Regions from separate parts of the Mus musculus genome. Here regions 1, 3 and 4 are each linked to region 2. A link is a loop called in an ENCODE intact Hi-C map of the cell type or tissue named here. Cell type or tissue: gastrocnemius. All regions are shown on one strand. Region 1 overlaps Naa50 (N(alpha)-acetyltransferase 50, NatE catalytic subunit). Region 2 overlaps Spice1 (spindle and centriole associated protein 1). Region 3 overlaps Sidt1 (SID1 transmembrane family, member 1). Region 4 overlaps Sidt1 (SID1 transmembrane family, member 1).

Region 1 (5,000 bases), 210 kb after region 2:
CTGATATCACAGCCCCATTTTAACCTATCACCTTATATACCTCCCCCCAACCTTTGTATGTGTATAAAGGACCAACAGTCAGAGGACTTCAGACTGTCCCTGGAGCTTTGGTTTTTGTCCACCTTTTCACATTCCCTGTGTTTAGATCATATTCAGTTTTCCATCTTGATGCTGAACTCTCAAAGCTGGACCCCAGAAGCAACTCCCTGGTTTGTTTTGCTATTATCAATACAGATGCTTAGCTCACTTCTGAAACCTCAACTTTTGTTATAGCCTCTCTGACTTGTATTCATTGTACAAACCACATATATACACATAATTAGATATGTAAACATTACTTGCTATGTGATAAGCCTACACTAACAATTTAGATGTGAATTTATAGAACTTACATCTGTCAGACATGATGGCATACACCTTTAATTCCAACACTTGGGAGGCAGAGGCAAAGAGGAATTCTGAGGTCTAGTTCACTATGGTCTACATAGCCATTCCAGGACAGCCACAGCTATATAGAAAAACCATCTCAAAATCAAACCAACAACAAAAAACCTTTTGCATTCACTTTAACCAGACTACCTGGCAAATTGCTGCCACTGAAATCATTAAACCTTGTGAATTCAATGTTAATAAATTCTAACATTGTAGAAAGACAGAAATGCATTCACATATACATCTTATTTTTGTAAACAAAAATCTTCAAATTTTAACATTTCAACCTCCAACTATATCAAGCCGTCCAGTTATTAAGTCTGCTTTTGGTGCAAATCTGTACAACAAATACATATTACATGTATGTATACCTTGTATGGATATTTGTGAGAGAAATTAAATCCAAGGTGATTCCACTGAGCCTTCATTCTAATGTTATCTTTCATTAGTGTCACTTTTAAGGAAATAATGACCTTAAAAGATCTTTATGTGCTTAAGTTTAAATATTACCAAACGTGACTTAAAGCAATGCTGGTGTTAAATGAGTCAAAACAAGCAAAAAGTCGTAGAGAGAATGTACTTCAAGACTTTTTACATAAAATGATAATGTAACAGACTACTTTTGAGAATTGTTACTTCCAACACACTATAGAAATACTAGAAGAGTCCAGCGGTGGTGTCTTATTCCTTTAATCCCAGAACTGGGAGGCAGAGTGAGTTCGAGGCCAGCCTGGTCTACAGAGTGAGTTCCAGGACAGCCAGGGTCACACAGACAGACAAACAAAACAAAAACAAGGAACTTATGAATTTCAGAAGTAAGAGCAAGAACCCTATATTGTTGGCCTAAAACTTAAGTCAGACAAGTGATCAGAGCATTTGACCCATCCCTTGTTCCTTTCAAGTGGCTGCCAACTTAAATCACACGAGAAGACTCTTATGATTTACTCATCTATCTCTCATCTATATCATTCCTACTGGTACTCAAGTTTACAATCCGAATTACAGAAAGCCAAAGACAGCAATTATGAGGACAAAACTTTTCTTAGCTCAACTAAATAATGTGACATTGTTTTCTGATTTTCAAATCTATAGCAATCAAACCCCACGTCATCTTCATTTAAGAATTACTAGACTAGGGATTGCAATAAAATCAAACAGAAAATACAAAAATGCATATAGATATTTATAGTCTTTAGGACAGTATGGCTCCAGGGATCATCAGCCTGTGTCAAGTCTCTCCAGTTTTGCAGTACAAATTCATGGCCCAGACCAGCTCTTGTAAGCCATGTTGTAAAATTATGCATCCATTAGATAATAAGCACTCTTTTGGGTCACTGTCTGCTGATGCAATAGGACATCACAGGGTGAGCAAACTTATGACTAAAAGTTTATGTAGCTCACAGTTCTAGAGAGCAATGCAAGACTGAAGGATCACATCTGGCTGGTGGTCTTGTTATATTAACAGTCACCACATAATTTAAGAATAGGGAGGAAAAGATCTCCGCTCTTCTTTTTTATAACAGACTCTGTAACAGTAACAAAGGTTTCAATTCATTCAGGAGCACAGAGCCCTATAACTTAACCACCTGCCATTCACATTTCTCAATACTGTTTAGATGGGAACTCAGTTTTCAGGGTGAGTTTTAGAGAGACCAAACTGTAGAAAACACCCAAATGTATCAAGTTATTAAGATAATACAATTATGCTCAAAAATTTAAAACAAATTTAGTGGCAATATTCTGAGAGACCACAAGATGGAGATATGACTCCACAAAAATGACCTCCCACCCCCCACCCAGGTCTGACTTACTTATAACAGCAAAAATAAATGCAGAGAAACTCCCTATACCTGCTTATTCATTCAATGGCTACCTATTGAACCTATCTTGGAACAAAATTGTAACTAGTTAATCTGATTTTCAGTATTTTTTGTTGAAGGTGCCATAGAAACCTCTGAGCCCAGAGATTAAATTAACGCTCCAACAGAGAATGCGCCTGTAGAAAATATTTACAAATAAAGGTATACTTGGGCATTTCTAGGAATTTTCATTATACTGAGAGATCCACTCTATCATATTCCCTCAGAGGAATCACCTGTATTCCTTAAGGTTAGAGAGAGGGATACATGCCCCATAAGGGTGCATCTACATCAAACTCAAAGTATATTTTAGCAGAGGTCAAAGTATGACTAAGGTCAGTAAAAAATTTTGAGATATTAAAATAGATTTCTCCCCTTCCTGATTAATAGGACTTAATTTAACCCTGACTTTCAGTAAATGACATGAAAGGTCAAAAACATGGCTTGAATATACTAACTGCTCAAAAGGCTTTTCTTTTTCGATTACTGAAATTTCTATTACTATGTCTGTCCTCCCCTCTCCCAATTCCTTTAAACTTTAAAGACAGTATCTCTTGTAGCCAAGGCTGGCCTGGGACTTGTTTTTTGCAGCTTAGCATGACCCCGAACTACCAATCCTCTTCCAAAGTGGACCGACAAGCCCTACTTAAGCATTAACTTTTACACTTATCTTCTCTACCAAACTCCAAAATGTAAGACAGTATTGTCAGTAAATCAAAGAGTCAGTTGATAGGTTTGGGCTTCTCATCTAGAGTTTAAAGTAAGGCCTCTTAATATGTAACTGCTGGCATTTTAGATTGGATACTCCTTGGGGCTGCACATCATCAGATCCCTAGCTTTTGCCCATTGGAGGCTATCTCTTTTCTCTACTTTCATGAATAGCCTCATTTATTCAATTACAGCTCGATTCAGACAATATAGAAAGTTAGTTTTGAGGTATACTTTATGTATCATGATTGAATATGTTCAAGAGTTGTCCCCAAGTAGTAGGGTTACTGAAAGGTACTGGACCACAGGGATTCTAACTTCACTAACAGATTCACACTGAATGGGTGACTAGGAGAAGCTAGGTCTAACTAGAGGAAATAGGTACTTGGAGCCATGCCTATGAAGGGTTTATCTTGTCCCTGACCCTTTCACATGATCATAGAGATGAGTAGCCTCTTCTGCCAGATAGAAACCTACACTTTATGTTCTATTTTAATACTTATTAAATCCATTTCTTTAATGTTATGATTCCCATACTTTTCCTTTTGCAGGACAGCTCAAGCCATTATTTCAGCTTGAATTCTGAAAAGTATAATTAATGGAAGAAGGTAATATGAGGCAAGGAGAGAATGCCATCACAATAAATATAGATAAATCAGGATTTTAAAAAAAGTTTGATTTCTGTTCTGTTTAAAAACCCTTCAGCAGGATTAGAGTATAGCAGGCACATCAGTAATGCCAGCACTTAGAGGCAGAGGTCCTGAAGATCAAGTCCAGCCTAGGCTACAAAATCTCAAAACAAGCAACATCAAAAATCCCAGTTGTACAGTCTTACAAATCAAACACCTTAGCATTGCATAATATATAATAAAGCCATTCCTATGGATGGATACTGATCTAGACTCAGCTTCCAACTTCTTGCTCCATAAAACTGATCTGAATGTTTCAACTACATTTTCTCTCTCTCTCTCTCTCTTTTTTTCTTTTTGTTTTTTCGATTTTTTTCAAGACAGGGTTTCTCTGTGTAGCCCTGGCTGTCCTCGAACTCAGAAATCCGCCTGCCTCTGCCTCCCAAGTGCTAGGACTAAAGGCATGCACCACCACCGTCCAGCTCAACTACATTTTTTTAAAAAAAGATTTATTTATTATATGTAAGTACACTGTAGCTGTCTTCAGACACTCCAGAAGAGGGCATCAGATTTCGTTACAGATGGTTGTGAGCCACCATGTGGTTGCTGGGATTTGAACTCCGGACCTTCGGAAGAGCAGTCGGCGCTCTTAACTACTGAGCCATCTCTCCAGCCCCTCAACTACATTTTTTCCAAGAACATTATTTTTATTTTTAAAGTTTTGGCAGTTGATAAAGATCATGATCTTAAAAAAAAAAAAAGCTAGTTACAAGAAATACAAATGACCACTAAAAGTAGAAAATGTCCAACTTCACTAAATAAAAGTTTTGTATCAAAAGAAAATGCTAATTATTTAATCAGAAAAGTAAAACTAAAGTGAATATGTACTCAAAATCTACTTAAAAACTGTTATTTCTATTATTTTTCAAATAGTCATGTGTAGTCACAGCACATGCAGACAAAAATTTTTGTTTGTTTGTTTTTTTTTAAAGACAGGATTTCTCTGTGACCCTGATTGTCCTGAAACTCCATCTGTAGATGAGGTTGGAGTTTAATTCAGAGAGCCACCTATTTTTGCCTCTGGAGGAATTAAAGGCGTTCACAACCCAAAATTTATATCACTCTTGGCTAAAATGGTAGCTAGTGTCTTTTCTTCAATTTTCTTAAGGTTTTCCCAAAATTTTCTCCCTTGCAGGTTTTGCCTTTAAAGAGCACACTGCTGGGCTGGTGAGATGGCTCAGTGGGTAAGAGCACCGGACTGTTCTTCCGAAGGTTTGAAGTTCAAATCCCAGCAACCACATGGTGGCTCACCCCCCCCCCCCCCCCCGTAATGAGATCTGACTCCCTCTTCTGACTCCCTCTTCTGAAGACA
Region 2 (5,000 bases):
CCCATTAAATAAAGTATACAGTTGAAAAACACATACCAAAGATAAGAATCTTTGAGCCATAAACTCAAGGTGTTTCCACCACTGAAGTATTCTGATAATCCACTAACAGACCTATGACTTAGAAAAACACAGTATAGCTTTTAGGATTAAACAAAGCCATGCTTAGGTATTTATAAACAAGTTGGTTTTTTATTATGGAGAGATCGTTAAACTAAACACCATTACAGTCGTGCCTCTGACTATGTACTTTCTATTGAAGGACTTTAATGTACAAAAAAACAAAAAGATATGGACAAGGCTTGATTATTGTTCTATTTAAAATTTCTAATATATATATTATATATATAATATATATAAATTTTCTAATATATATATACATATATTGTGTGTGTATATATACATATACATATATTGTGTATATATATATATATATATATATATATATATATATATCCACAATAGACACTAAAGAGAATTACTAAATCTCTTTAAATGGTTTAAAAATATTTTGAGATGCACTACAGAGCAATTGTGATAAAAACTGCATGGTACTGGTATAGTGACAGAAAAGTAGACCAATGGAATAGAATTGAAGACCCAGAAATGAACCCACACACCTATGGTCACTTGATCTTTGACAAGGGAGCTAAAACCATCCAGGGGAAAAAAGACGGCATTTTCAACAAATGGTGCTGGCACAACTGGCGGTTATCATGTAGAAGAATGCGAATTGATCCATTCCTATCTCCTTGTACTAAGGTCAAATCTAAGTGGATTAAGGAACTCCACATAAAACCAGAGACACTGAAACTTATAGAGAAGAAAGTAGGGAAAACCCTCGAAGATATGGGTACAGGGGGAAAATTCCTGAATAGAACATCAATGGCTTGTGCTGTAAGATCAAAAATTGACAAATGGGACCTCATGAAACTGCAAAGCTTCTGTAAGGCAAAAGACACCCTCAATAAGACAAAAAGGCCACCAACAGTTTGGGAAAGGATCTTTACCTATCCTAAATCAGATAGGGGACTAATATCCAATATATATAAAGAACTCAAGAAGGTGGACTCCAGAAAATCAAATAACTACATTAAAAAAAATGGGGCTCAGAGCTAAACAATTCTCACCTGAGGAATACCAAATGGCTGAGAAGCACCTGAAAAAATGTTCAACATCCTTAATCATCAGGGAAATGCAAATCAAAACAACCCTGAGATTCCACCTCACACCAGTCAGAATGGCTAAGATCAAAATTCAGGTGACAGCAGATGCTGGCGAGGATGTGGAGAAAGAGGAACACTCCTCCATTGTTGGTGGGATTGCAAGCTTGTACAACCACTCTGGAAATCAGTCTGGCGGTTCCTCAGAAAATTGGACATAGTACTACCTGAGGATCCCGCAATACCTCTCCTGGGCATATATCCAGAAGATGTTCCAATCAGTAAGAAGGACACATGCTCCACTATGTTCATAGCAGCCTTGTTTATAATAGCCAGAAGCTGGAAGGAACCCAGATGCCCCTCAACAGAGGAATGGATATAGAAAATGTGGTACATCTACACAATGGAGTACTACTCAGCTATGAAAAAGAATGAATTTATGAAATTCCTAGGCAAATGGATGGATCTTGAGGTAACCCAATCACAAAAGAACTCACACAATATGTACTCACTGATAAGTGGATATTAGCCCAGAAACTTAGAATACCCAAGATATAAGATACAATTTGCTAAACACATGCTCAAGAAGAATGAAGACCAAAGTGTGGACATTTTGCCCCTTCTTATAATTGGGAACAAAACACCCATGGAAGGAGTTACAGAGACACAGTTTGGAGCTGAGACGAAAGGATGGACCATGTAGAGACTGCCATATCCAGGGATCCACCCCATAATCAGCATCCAAATGCTGACACCATTGCATACACTAGCAAGATTTTGCTGAAAGGACCCAGATATAGCTCTCTCTTGTGAGACTATGCCGGGGCCTAGCAAACACAGAAGTGGATGCTCACAGTCAGCTAGTGGATGGACCACAGGGCCCCCAATGGAGGAGCTAGAGAAAGTAACCAAGGAGCTAAAGGGATCTTCAACCCTATAGGTGGAACAATATGAACTACCCAGTACCCCACCAGAGCTCATGTCTCTAGCTGCATATGTATCAGAAGATGGCCTAGTCGGCCATCAGTGGAAAGAGAGGCCCATTGGTCGTGCAAACTTTATCTGCCTCAGTACAGGGGAATGTCAGGGCCAAGAAGTGGGAGTGGGTGGGTGGGGGAGTGGGTGAGGGAGAGGGTAGGGGACTTTTGGGGTAGCATTAGAAATGTAAATGAAATAAATACCTAAATAAATAAATAAATACAAACAACAACAACAACAACAACAACAAAACCCAAAGCCATATGCTACAGATGAGTCAACTCTGCCTACTGCCACCAGATGGCATTCTTGAGCTGAAAGGAATCTTAAAATCAAGGCAGCTCCTTTTCTAACCCTGACTCAAATCAATAAAGCATCTAATATCAAACACGCTGAGTGGAATTTCTCTGTAATAGAGAAAATCACATCACATGGCAATTACTATTTTACAATACAGAAATATAAGTGAGTAGCATTCTTCTGCTATCCTTTCTGCCATGGCCAAGTGGGCCGGCCGGCTAGGTCAGTTAATGAGATTGCCATTTGTACCTTCCATAGAGTAACTTTAGAACTGCAAAGGCCAAGAGCACACACCGTACAGAATACTGGGCTTAGGGCCCACACTAGAAATAGTAAATAAACTCTAACCACTTTAGTTAGTTTCCTGCGACGTCAATGGCGCACAGCATGGGTTTTACTTGAGACCTGATTATAGTTGACACCGGGCATGTAGTTGTTAATAAGATTGTTTTTCCACTTAACTGCTCTGTCAGCTCCATGACTTTACTTTGACAGAGGGTGTGTGGTGGTTTGTCTATGCTTTGCCCAGGGAGTGGCACTAGTAGGAGGTGTGGTCTTGATGGAGTAGGTGCGATCTTGTTGGAGGAAGTGTGTCATTGTGGGGAGTGAGCAATGAGACCCATCTCCTAACCACGTGGGAGACAGTCTTCTAGCAGCCTTCAGATGATGATGTAGAATTCTCAACTCCTCCAACACCATGCTTGCCTAGATAGATGCTGCCCTGCCCCACCTTGATAATGGACTGAACCTCTGAACCTAACCTGCAAGCCAGACCCAATTGAATGTTGTCCCTTTTAAGAGTTGCCTTGGTCATGGTGTCTCTTCACATCAATGAAACCCTAACAGGGTAATGCCTTAAAAACAAAAAGTAGTAAATTCTTCAAATTATCAATAGAAAATAAGCTGTGTTATTTTTCTAACATGGTAACAACCATGCCTTTGTATCAGGGATATGCCTACCGTCCTATCATATCCATTAAATACAGACAACACAAGCACAGAAAAATTTAGTGACTGAAACAAAATATGCGCATGCTCTTTGATCCTTAGTTTTCTTTTCTTCCTTCCCCCAGTACTTGAGAGTAAACCCTGAAACACCCTAGGTAAGTGCTCTAACACTGAGCTAAAGCACCAGCCCTTGACTTAGTGCTTCTGTTAATAATTAACCCAACAAACAAGCCTGTACCCAAAAACACAATGAAGACTATCTGCTGGATTATTTATCATGCCAAGATAAGATGCAATCTGAGTGGCACACACTACTACTTATCCCTAATACTGCCCTTTAATAGCAACTCCTAAGTTCCTGGTGGCGGTGGTGGTGGTGGTTGTGGTGAGTTTTTGACACAGGTTTTTTTTCTGTAACAGCCCTGGATGTCCTGGAACTTGCTTTGTAGACCAGGCTGGCCTCAAACTCACAGAGACCGACCTGCCTCTGCCTCCTGGTGATGAGTGCTGGGACTAAAGGCATGGGCCACAATGCCTGAGCCGACTCCTGCATTTTAATCAAGGAAGCAGCTCAAGTTCCAACCCATCTTTGAATACAGGAGCCTCCAAGCAATAGTGTCCTGGAGAACAGCACACAGTGCCAATGGCTGGCATAAAAGGAGTAGCAGACACTCTCTACTTCCACTTGCTGTTGCCCTGCAAACAACTGAAGGACACTGTAGCAGCCACCCTGTGTTCAGGATGCTGAAGAACTGCGGGACCCTCTACCAGCTACCTCTGAGCTCTCCATGAGAGAACTAAATCTGTGTTTTGTTTAAGTTACTATATTGAGTTCTTTTATTCCCAGAAGCTAAGTGTCCACAAATAGAACAATAATAAATTATGGCAAATCTACATCCAAACCTAGACATTAAAAAGGTAAATTTATTTCTAACTACTGACTTTCAAGATACACTGGCATATCAATAGAATCTAATCACCACCTCCACCCTACAGGGATGTCCTAGTGTGTGGATACACTGAAAACCTGTATGATGCTTCGAGGGTTATTAAAATACATATTATACTGTCTTATGAACCAAATTTCTACCTTTGGTGAAATATCTTCCAAGTCCATATAATTAAGAGCTTAGGAAGCGTAACTTATAATGGATATATATAATAAATATATAATAAATCAACATGGCTATGGCTACAGTAGAAACTGACAAAGGCAGAAAGTAGAGGAATAATCTTACTAATCTGTTGACACTGGGTATTAATTACAGTCAGACCTCAAGTAAAGCCACCACTTTGCCTTCTCCTACTGAGTCTCCGTCACATTCCTCGGAGTAGATTGTTCATGAGGCCAAAGATCACTGTACTAAGTAAGACAGTAAAAGAAAACATCTAAATCTCACCAAAAGCTACAGTTCTAACACCCTGCAGAACACAAAAACACACGGGAACTGGGGAAACCTCCCCACCTAGCTTCACTAACTCTGAATCTTAGAGTTGAGGTACAGTGGTTCCCCACCCTCCTCAGGAGCATCTTGGCCATGATGAAGTCTCATGTGCAGTCAGGACTGAGAATCACCACACCACAGATGAGACCCTGCACCTGTCCCCTCATTA
Region 3 (5,000 bases), 120 kb after region 2:
CTTCTCCTCCACTTCCTCTTCCTCCTCTTCTTCCTTTCTCCTCTTTCTCCTCTTTCTCCTCTTTCTCCTCTTCCTCTTTCTCCTCCTCTTCTTCTTCCTCTTTCTCCTCCTCCTCCTCCTTCTCTTCTTCTTCTTCTTCTTCTTCTTCTTCTTCTTCTTCTTCTTCTTCTTCTTCTTCCTCTCTCTCTCTCTCTCTCTCTCTCTCTCTCTCTCTCTCTCGCTCTCTCTCTCTCGGCAGTTCTTGCTTCATCATGCCTTTTGTACCTTCCTCCCTCTCTTGCTCTTTTGCTTCTTATGTTTCCCCATTATCTAAATTCACAGCTTCTTCAGAAGAGAGAAGGTTTAATGAGCACACTTAGTCAGCAAGTGACCTTACTGAGGTCATGCTACATCAACTTGAAAGCCCTGTAGATGCCACAAACATCTTCTTCACTGTCTCCTACAGTCTGTTTGCAGAAGATATTTAACACTTGATTACCATATTGTCACGGTCTCTCTCATCATAGTCGTCATCCATCAAATGCAGGGGTGGAGCAGGGCAGAGCAGGGCAGGGTTCTATGTCTGTCTTGTAGGCAGGAAAGCTGATGTCTCATAAAACCAGTGCTGTGTCTGAAGCACATGCGTGAAGTCTCAACTCTACCACAGCATCAGCACATCTGATTTTAGAACAGTTGTATGACCCCAGAAAGAAAACTAGTGAGCAGCCATTTTGTTTCTTCTTGAAGTAGTAGCACTTGCCAGCCATTACCCCGCCTTCTATGGCTATAGAGTGGTCAGTCTGGGCATTTCCTAAAGCAGTGGTCCCCAAGCTTCCTAATGCTGCGACCTTTTAACACAGTTCCTCATGATGTGGTGAGCCCTGACCATAAAATTATCTTGTTGCTTCTTCATAACTGTAATTTTGCTAGTTATGAATTATGATATCCATAGCTGATATGAAAGATCTGATGTATGACCCCACCCCCAGCCCCAAAGGAGTCCTGACTAACAAGTTGAGGACCACTCTCCCAGAGGTAGACCCACATACCATGTGCCCCTGAGCCTGGTTTTATCCATGCAGAGTACAGTGTAACAGTGTCTAGGTCCTCCATGGAGTGGCCCTGCATCAACATGTCCTCTAATTACTGAAAAGTCTTGCCCTGCGGGACACAGTACAGTACGTGTAACCAGTCCGTTCATCTCTTGATGGACATTTGAGTTATCTCCATTCTGGAACTATTATACACATTGTTATAATAAACGTTGCTTTGAGCTACTGTATGCACAATCCTTGAAAGCTGACTTTCTGGGCGCTTAGTAGGATTTTTGTAGCTTCCTCAAAACCAAACCCTGAAATACTCAAACCATGGGATTCTTGCCTATATCTGTCGCACTTTCCCCACAGGGGACCCCTGCAGAATCCCGGGAGAAGAACCGTGAGTGTGTCCTGCTGGATTTCTTTGATGACCATGACATCTGGCACTTCCTCTCTGCGACTGCCCTGTTTTTCTCATTCCTGGTGAGTCAGCTGGGTCTCCCCCTGTCTTAAGTCTCACAGTTCCCTTCTGCTCCTCGAACCTTTATTCCTTCTGGTTATTTCCTGCAGTTCTTCATTGCAAGTCAATGCACTCACCATCTCGTGGTTTTGGTTTTTTGTTTTGTTTTGTTTTGTTTTACTGTAACCTTGTGTGATATCATAACTTTCATTTTCCTCTACTTTTCAATGTTTGGACACACAGAGTGACCAAACTCTTTTCCTTAAGTTGCACAGTGCCCTTGGATGGAGTTGGTTATTGGATTTAAATGCTCAGAATTCCCCCAGGAACCACTTAGGGCACTCACTAATTCATCCGTGGACTTCCTCCTTTTCATAATAGACTCTCTTCCTTCCCTTCCTCCAGTCGTCTCACTATGGATTTTGTGAAGATTAAGTTCCCAGAGAAGCCACCTAATGAGCATGTTCCAAATCTAGGGTCCCTGTAGTTTGCTGTGCCCCTTCCCAGTATCCATGAGTAGACATGCTTCTAGAAGATGACCACCGTCAGCATTTAGTCCTCCCCCTCCCCCTAATTAAATGTCTGTGGTGCCTGAACACAGGCTGGGGTGATAACTGGGTTGTCACTGCAAGATGGCTTCAAGCCCTCTGAGGCCAACCATGCAATCACACAAAAGCAGAGCATGGCTTCCCTCTAGTGGCCAGTGTGGAAAGTTCAGCCAATCTCTCTGACCCTTGGACTTTTCCCATAGGGGGACAAAAGATAACAAAATGGAGCTAGTGGTTCTGTGTAGGGTGGGAATTGAAGTGCTCTCTCCCTCTCCCTCTCCCTCTCCCTCTCCCTCTCCCTCTCCCTCTCCCTCTCCCTCTCCCTCTCCCTCTCCCTCTCCCTCTCCCTCTCCCTCTCCCTCTCCCTCTCCCTCTTCCTCCCTTCCCCTTCCCTCCCTACCTCCTACTTCCCCTTCTCCCTTACTTCCTTTTTATTTTAATTTTTTCTTTACATAAATTACATCCCAACTGCAGTTTCCCCTTCCCCCACTCCTCCCAGTCCATCCTTCCTCCCTCCTCCTCCCCTAGATCCACTCCTCCTCTATCCCCACCCCCACCCCCCAAAAAAGAGCATGCTTCCCAGGGATGTTACCTGGACAAGGAATAATAAGTTACATAAAAATAGGCACAAACCTTCATATCAAGGCTGAACTATGTGACACAGTAGGAGGAAAGGCGTCCCAAGCACACAAAAGAGTCAGAGACACCCAAACCCTTGTTAGTGGCCCTACAAGAACCATATATGGGCCGGGCGCAGTGGTGGCGCACGCCTTTAATCCCAGCGCTCGAGAGGCAGAGGCAGGCGGATTTCTGAGTTCGAGGCCAGCCTGGTCTACAAAGTGAGTTCCAGGACACAGCCAGAGCTATAAAGAGAAACCCTGTCTCGGAAAACAAAAAACAACAAAAGAAGAACCATATATGGAAGACCTAGCTCATACCCGTACAGGGTCTGTCTGTGATTGTTGATAACCTCTGGGAGCTCCTATGATCCCTGCTTAGTTGATCCTGTGGGTTGTATTCTAAAATTCTTCCTCCCTCTCTTCTTGTACAGCGATTGCTATACTTCATTTCCCTTAGTCACCATCCAGGACACTTACCCAAGTATTTTACCATCCTCTGGCCTGAGCTCCCAACCTTCACAGATACAATTGTGAAATAGACTGTGTTCTATCTCATGTGCCTTCTTCCTGTTTAAGATCCTTTCACGGATGTTCTCTTCCCATCTCCAACCCTCTCACTCCAGGTGCTGTTGACCCTGGATGATGACCTGGATGTGGTCCGGAGAGACCAGATCCCTGTCTTCTGAGCACCCAGCATCACAGGGGGAAGACGGAGCAACCCACCTTGGTGCTGTTTTGTGGAAAACACGGTGAGTGTAGCAGCTTGCCCACTGCCAGACGCTCCACCTGCCTGGAGGGAGTCAAGGGTGTCTGAATTCACACAGGAAGAGCTTGGGACTGAACTAAACCTCAAGAATGGTAGAAGGGATGCCCTGTTGCGCACAGAGACATAGTCTGGAGGCTCAAGAACCTCTGTTTGCAACGTAGAGTTCAGTCTAGACACAAGCTGCATCAGGCCAGCTTCTCCACCTGGCCCCTCCCATCCTCATAGATATTGACCAGAGAAACCAGCTACTCAGACCTCCCACCTAGAACCTTCAGTGTGGCCACTTCCACACCTCTGAGACACCTGCTGCTATAGAAGGCCAAAGCACCATCGAATTCTTCCCCGGCCTCTTAGGGGACCGAACTCCTCAGAATACGGTGCAGAAGTGGGACCAAGTCCCCACCCAACTGGAGACAGACATTCTAGTAAGTCAAGCTAAGTCACCTCTTCAGAAGGAATGCGGAATTCCTGGCAGGGCTGGGAATGCTCTGGGATGGGATGTAGACATGCACACTTCTGAACGTTTGTGGATCCAAGGCCTGGGTGATTACCTGCTTCTTCAGGTCTTCATCTCACTGTTGGATGCTGACTCTGCACTCTGATGCGGCCTTCTTAGAAGGTCCCTCTTTCTCCCTAGACTTCTAACAGCTCCAAGATGGACACAGATGGAGAAAATGCTTTCCACAGCAGTGGAAGTGATGGACAGCGCTTAGTGGCTGAGCATTAGACAGGCAGCATTCACCTCAGTGACTCTGGATCCTGGAGCAAAAAAGCAACCGTGCTTGGTGGTCCCCAGACACACAGCTCAATCTATGCCCATTATAGCCTTTTCCCGGGATTACCCTGCTGTCCTCCACACCTGAACCTGTCACTTACGCAGATCAGGGTTCCCGACTATCTGCCCAAAGTTCCCAGCAGTAACTCAGGATGGGCACGTGCTCCTCCCTCCCCCCACAACTGGATGAGTCACAGAGGTCATGACTAATCACCTCTTACAGGATCCCATTCTCTGTTCCCAGGAGGATGTAAAAGAAAAAACAAAAAACAAAAAAGCGCAATGTTCGAGCTTTCTTCTCTCATGCCACCTGGCAAACTCGAGGAGAAGCCCCATTTTGATCAGGCTTCCTGGTTGTGTGGAGTATGATGTCATCAGAAAATAGACATATAAGTGTGTGCACACATGCCTACTTGCTTGTGAAATCGAAGTTACTCCTCACCTGTGCTCTCTTGAGCATTTAGTAAGGAAGTGGATGGGGCAGGCCTCTTTTTGAAAAACTATCATTCTTTCTTTCAAATATCTGTGTTCAAATATGTGTTTTGGACGTTTGAACAGCAAGCTTCTCCTGGTTTTAAAAATTCAAAGATAATTTCCATGAATAATTTTGTGCCGTCTTTCTTCCTAGAATGCTCTCTCGTTCGCAATTTGTTTTCTATTATTCTTCGTTATTTCAAAAACTTGTTGGCCTCCATGGGTCATATGAAGGCTATCAATTAGATGGTTGTCCTAGTCAAACATCTTTAAAAAAAAAAAGTTCCAAACAAGTGAGGTTTTGTGGCTCATGCCCTTAATCCCAGCACAGGCAGAGGCAG
Region 4 (5,000 bases), 63 kb after region 2:
TAGCCACATTAAGTTTGAGAGGCAGAGCCGGCAGAAATCCCGGTTTAACAAAGAGGTCTGCACTAGAGATGTGATTTGAGCAATTATCAGCTGCAACACAATTTCCATGGAGACACACTGTAGGCACAGGAAATGCTCCCTCGGGAGCATGCATTTCTTATCAAATTAATAAGTAACTCTTTGGCTGTCCTAACACTGAAAACGTGAAGCAGTGGCTTGGTCAGGGAGAACGGAGAGAAGTAAGTGCTAGGGTAAAACACCCTGGCTGGGTCTGTTTCCTCTCAGCCCGCATGTGTGATAGATCTTTCTTCCCAGAGAGAGAGAGAGAGAGAGAGAGAGAGAGAGAGGGAGAGAGAGAGAGAGAGCGCTTGCCCCACCTCCCACCGCCATGCCTGTGTACATGCATGTTTGCATGTGTAGGTGCAGGTGTACATGTGTGTATCTGGAGGTAATGAATGAGAGATGTCTTCACTAACTTGCCAAGCTTACTCACCGAGACAGAGACAAAGACAAAGACAAAGCGGATATAGTTAATCCCTCTTGTCAGTTTGCTCCAGGGGTCTCCTGTCTCTGTATCCCAAGGCAGAAAGGCAACCTGGCCCACTCAGAATTTTACTTGGGTTCTGGGGATCTGAATTCTGATTTAACCACTGAGCTGGCTGCTGAGCCATTTTACCAGCCCCCTAATGAAGACACTTTGAAGAGAGAGTAAAAGCAATAGACCCATAAATTAAAATGTCACGTTTAGTAAGTGTAATGTAAGTTTTAGTTTCTCTTCTACTCTTCTTTATTTTCCTTCATTATTTTCTATATTTCATATGGTACTGTACATTTTTTAAGGAAAATAACAAAGCCCTGTAGCTCCAGTAGCAGCCTCAGCTTCATCCACGATCACCCTGTGTGCTCTGTGAGCTGCTGGTGAGGACGGTTATGTTAGCGACCTGTTTACCCCTGAGCAGGAAGGACTCAGCCTCCATGGGACGCTCTGCAGGATGGAGAGGGAGCAACAGACCATCTCGTGGGTTGTTTAAAAAAAAAGAATGGAAACAAAATGATTTACCATACCCGAAGTTTATCAACAGCTGGGGGGTCTTGTAGACTATGAAGTGTGTTGGGGATTGTGATTTTGATATTATTTATATTCAAATAAGAAAAAATACATCCATCTTTCTTTTTCTCTTCTGGAGTTATTCTTGAAGCCTTATGTCAGTCGGCTGCTCAGCTCCAACTCCTAAGCTTGCTGTGAGAAGGCTCCGTAATTTGGCCTCATCACAGAATAATTGAATCAGAATTTTTAAGCAGATTATATCCAATGCATCCATTATTTCCTGGGGCAACTTCAACATGTGGTCAAGGTTGAGACCCACTCCGGATAATAAAAGACAACTTGGGGCGTTTGGGGTGCCTGTCATGAGAAGAAATGTCTGGAGTCAGTGAGTTTGCTCTCGCCTGCCTCACAGGTGACAGCCGTGCGGGTGCATGTCAACAGTTCCTCTGACAACCTGGACTACCCAGTCCTGGTTGTGGTTCGCCAGCAGAAAGAAGTGTTGTCCTGGCAGGTCCCTCTGCTCTTCCAAGGACTGTAAGTATTCTCCGCCCAGGCAACTTCACTACATTTGACACTCTACAATGTCCTTAGACTTAGCCAGGTTTTTTGTTTTGTTTTGTTCTGTTTTGTTTTGTCTGGTTTTTCCCTCTTAGCCAGAAGAGAACTCAGGCATCCAAATGCCAGGGTAGTGCATGCCAAGTGCAAACAGTGGATGCCCCAAGGCTGATCAGTGGTATACATTTCTATTCTCTCTGAATTTCAGATGAGCATTCTGTCTAGCACTTCAGTGGCTAGGCCATTTGAACAATGGCCTATCATAATATTCTATCCCCTCTTTTGAAAATGGATCATCCCATACCAGTCGACGTACAAGCAGCATGAACCCCATCTTCAAAAGTCTCTTCTGTGTGCACTCTTCGCTCAGTGGTATTTACAGAGCAGAGCCAAGAGGGAGGTTCAGGAAGACGCTATGAAAAACAACAGAACTCTCTGCCCTGGCAGAGTACCTGTTGTGCCATGGAGAGTTCATTAAAGCACTGTGGCATCCATACAAAGCCCAGAAGGTGTAGAGAAACAGGCAGCTGAAGTGTGATTGCATGGTTTTTAAAGCTGCTGGAATTTGAGTGTTAAATACGGAAGTTTGATTGTTTTCACTTGAAATCAGTGAAACTGAAAAAAGAAAAGATTCCGTTGGCTGCTTAATTAGAAGAGTTCCTTCCTCAGATTTTAGTGGTTTTCCTTGAATGACTTGGGAGTCTGACTTAATGGAATATAGACACTGCTAAGGATACTGGTCTGGACATAATAGTCTCTATGTCCCTGTCATACGATGGATGTCAACGATAGGAGTTCCAGGATTGCTATCAATGGGCCCAGCCTGAAATTGAAAGCATAGGACTTGAAGCCAGATTAGAGGGGCGTAGTGTGAGATAGCATTCTCCCTGGCTGTGTTCACTGTGTCTCCTTCTCCTTGCTGATGTTGTCTATACCCGCGGCTACAGATACCAAAGGAGCTACAACTACCAGGAAGTCAGCCGCACTCTATGCCCTTCAAAAGCAACCAATGAGACGGGCCCTTTGGAGCAGCTGATCTTTGTAGATGTAGCGTCCATGGCGCCCCATGGTGCCCACTACAAGTTGCTGGTCACCAAAATCAAGCACTTCCAGCTCCCGTAAGTAGGTGACGATGACTCTCGGTTTTCGGCTCTGTTTTGCCTGTGGATACCCACTCAGCTCATGGGCCATCATTACAATAAGCCGATCATTCTTCGAACCTGAGCTCAACTTGAACCTTCAGGGAGGCCCTGCCTTTGCCAGTTGTACCTTTGAGCTCTTACTGTCACCTAGCGGTAGCCAGTAAGAATTGCAGGGCTGATTTTTCAGTGAGGTCGTTCGAGCCCTCGGAAAGGAAGCTATGAAACTGAAGCCATTCGGTCAAGGTAACGAATGACATGCAAATCTATTCTGCCACACTGTTGTCTGTTTTCACTTCGTGTAATATGGCTTTGTGGCCTCAAACAGACCTTGCAAGCATTATGAAACACACAAGCCTGAGGAGAGGATGGTGGTCATGGAGTCCAGATGAGGGCTGTGGTAAGAACCAGACTCCAAGTATTGAGAATGAGCCCTGACATGGCAGTTTCTGCCATACAGTTCAGAATGACAGACTAGAATGCATAGAGAACGCGTTTCGCTGATGCTCAGGGATTTTTGTTGTTCTTATTTGAGACGGGAATCTACCTATGCTGCCAGTCTAGCCTCGGACTTTTAGGCTCAAGCCATCCATCCTCAAACGTCTACCTCCTTAGAAGCCATGACAAGAGGGATGCATGGGCACCCAGCTCTGAGGTCCAGAGAGATGCTAGGATCATGTCCAAACTCACAGAGACAAAGAAAGGTCAAAATCAAAGCTCAACTCTGTTTCTGGCTTCCTGTTCTTAGACTCTCTCCTCTTTCCATTTAAATCACATCGTCCTGCCGGGTAGTGGTGGCACACGCCTTTAATCCCAGCACTTGGGAGGCAGAGGCAGGTGGATTTCTGAGTTTGAGGCCAGCCTGGTCTACAGAGTGAGTTCCAGGACAGCCAAGGCTACACAGAGAAAACCTGTCTCGATAAACCAAAATAATAATAATATAATAACAATTATTATTATTAATAAATAAAATTTAAAACATTTAAATCACATCGTCCCAAATTTACACCTTCCTAAATATGCTTCTCAATTGCACAAAGCATTTGTTTACTCTAATTCAGACTTCAAAGTGAGGCAGTTGTGCCTTTAAACTCTTTTCACACACATGTACGTCATTTTCCCAACAACTCCCAATGACAATGGGTGATTCTGTGTCATTAGGGTTGGTAGTTGTAGGCAGGGGATGGTGGGAGGGGGCACTGTAGGAACAGGCAGCCACTAGGTGGGAGGAGGGACATAGAATGGGGTAGTGGGAACATAGGAAGGCATTGAGAATGAAGTTGTCTGTGTTGCACGATTAGTAGTGTGAGGGATGGGTTTGAAGGAGACAATATTGGATGCAGAGAGATTAGAAGGCTAATACAATGAATGGTCAAGGTAGAAAGTGAGGAGGTGTCTTGAAAAATGTAGGAGGCGAAATTCACAAAACTTGAATGAATATGAAGGGAAGGGGAGTTGGGGGGCAGAGAATGGCATTGCATTTGGTTAGAGGAAATGAAGATTGAACAGTGTGACTGACTGCATGACCGGTCTCAAGCAAGAGCAGCTTCACTGCTGGTCAAGGAGGTTCACAGTTAACCTCTTCCTCTTCTCTTCTTGGCTTAGAAGGCACTTGAAATGTAGAAATTACCAAAACTTTGCTTCGATGAAATACTTTTTGATCTTCAGCTAAGCTTTTTGCTTTATGGGGAATGTCAGACTTACAGCATTACCAACAAGCTGTATCCACACATCGTAAACTTCCGTGTATTCATTCACTGGATTCTCAACGCTGTGGCCCAACGGTCCAGGGTGGAGGCAGTCTCGCTGAATGCAAAGCTGTGGGTTGATCTGTTCCTAAGGGCTTTGCCTAGGTTTAGTATATGAAGGGGAAGAGACTCCATCCCAGCTGGAATAGAAGACTGGCTGGCTGGTTTTTAGGCATTACCAGTGATTGCAGTCTGGGCTACGTGCTTCCAGATTTTGGCCTCTTATTCAAGTTCTTGAAATAAAGGTACACAGACTTCAAATTAGAACAAAAAAAAAACTATTCAAAAGATAATCAATAGTACAGATCAGAAATTAGTAGTCAGGCGTCCAGACCATGCACATCTACTCAAAGGTCTTGGCTATTATTTGGGGATCCTTTTATGGGGTTCAAGAACAGGAGGAGTATGGTTGATAAGGGCAAATCCCAGATGGTTCTATTTTGTTTGGCAGGCATAGATTATGTAAACCTTTGGTCATTGTGCATTTCCTTTCTCATGATGCTCAACTCT

What was found. Hi-C counts contacts between places; a loop is a spot of excess contacts. Peaks named below come from ENCODE experiments on the same cell type or tissue, not always from the same donor. Only the 100,000 strongest peaks of a DNase experiment are listed, where the experiment ranks them.
Region 1: it touches region 2 in a loop (3-fold over the local background); 6 of 42 quality-filtered maps call a loop at or near these places.
Region 3: it touches region 2 in a loop (8-fold over the local background); 29 of 42 quality-filtered maps call a loop at or near these places.
Region 4: it touches region 2 in a loop (6-fold over the local background); 13 of 42 quality-filtered maps call a loop at or near these places.

The regions. Positions count from the first base shown.
Region 1 is chr16:44,146,392-44,151,391 of GRCm38, reverse strand. All of the region lies in intron 1 of Naa50 (N(alpha)-acetyltransferase 50, NatE catalytic subunit), which reads right to left. Among named protein-coding and RNA genes, the nearest start is that of Naa50, 9.1 kb to the right of the region's middle. In gastrocnemius, a CTCF peak has its summit at 2,163 (motif pointing right); no DNase peak of the experiment used is centred here; H3K27ac peaks cover 1,997 bases.
Region 2 is chr16:44,360,135-44,365,134 of GRCm38, reverse strand. All of the region lies in intron 4 of Spice1 (spindle and centriole associated protein 1), which reads right to left. Among named protein-coding and RNA genes, the nearest start is that of Spice1, 15 kb to the right of the region's middle. In gastrocnemius, a CTCF peak has its summit at 2,440 (motif pointing right); a DNase peak (open chromatin) is centred at 2,446; H3K27ac peaks cover 1,706 bases.
Region 3 is chr16:44,239,967-44,244,966 of GRCm38, reverse strand. Sidt1 (SID1 transmembrane family, member 1) reads left to right here. Exons shown (of 25, transcript NM_198034.3): 24 at 1,386-1,499; 25 at 3,268-4,787. The coding sequence ends at 3,330. Among named protein-coding and RNA genes, the nearest start is that of Usf3, 69 kb to the right of the region's middle. In gastrocnemius, a CTCF peak has its summit at 2,178 (motif pointing left); a DNase peak (open chromatin) is centred at 2,161; H3K27ac peaks cover 2,411 bases.
Region 4 is chr16:44,297,523-44,302,522 of GRCm38, reverse strand. Sidt1 (SID1 transmembrane family, member 1) reads left to right here. Exons shown (of 25, transcript NM_198034.3): 2 at 1,461-1,582; 3 at 2,551-2,721. Among named protein-coding and RNA genes, the nearest start is that of Sidt1, 33 kb to the left of the region's middle. In gastrocnemius, a CTCF peak has its summit at 2,902; no DNase peak of the experiment used is centred here.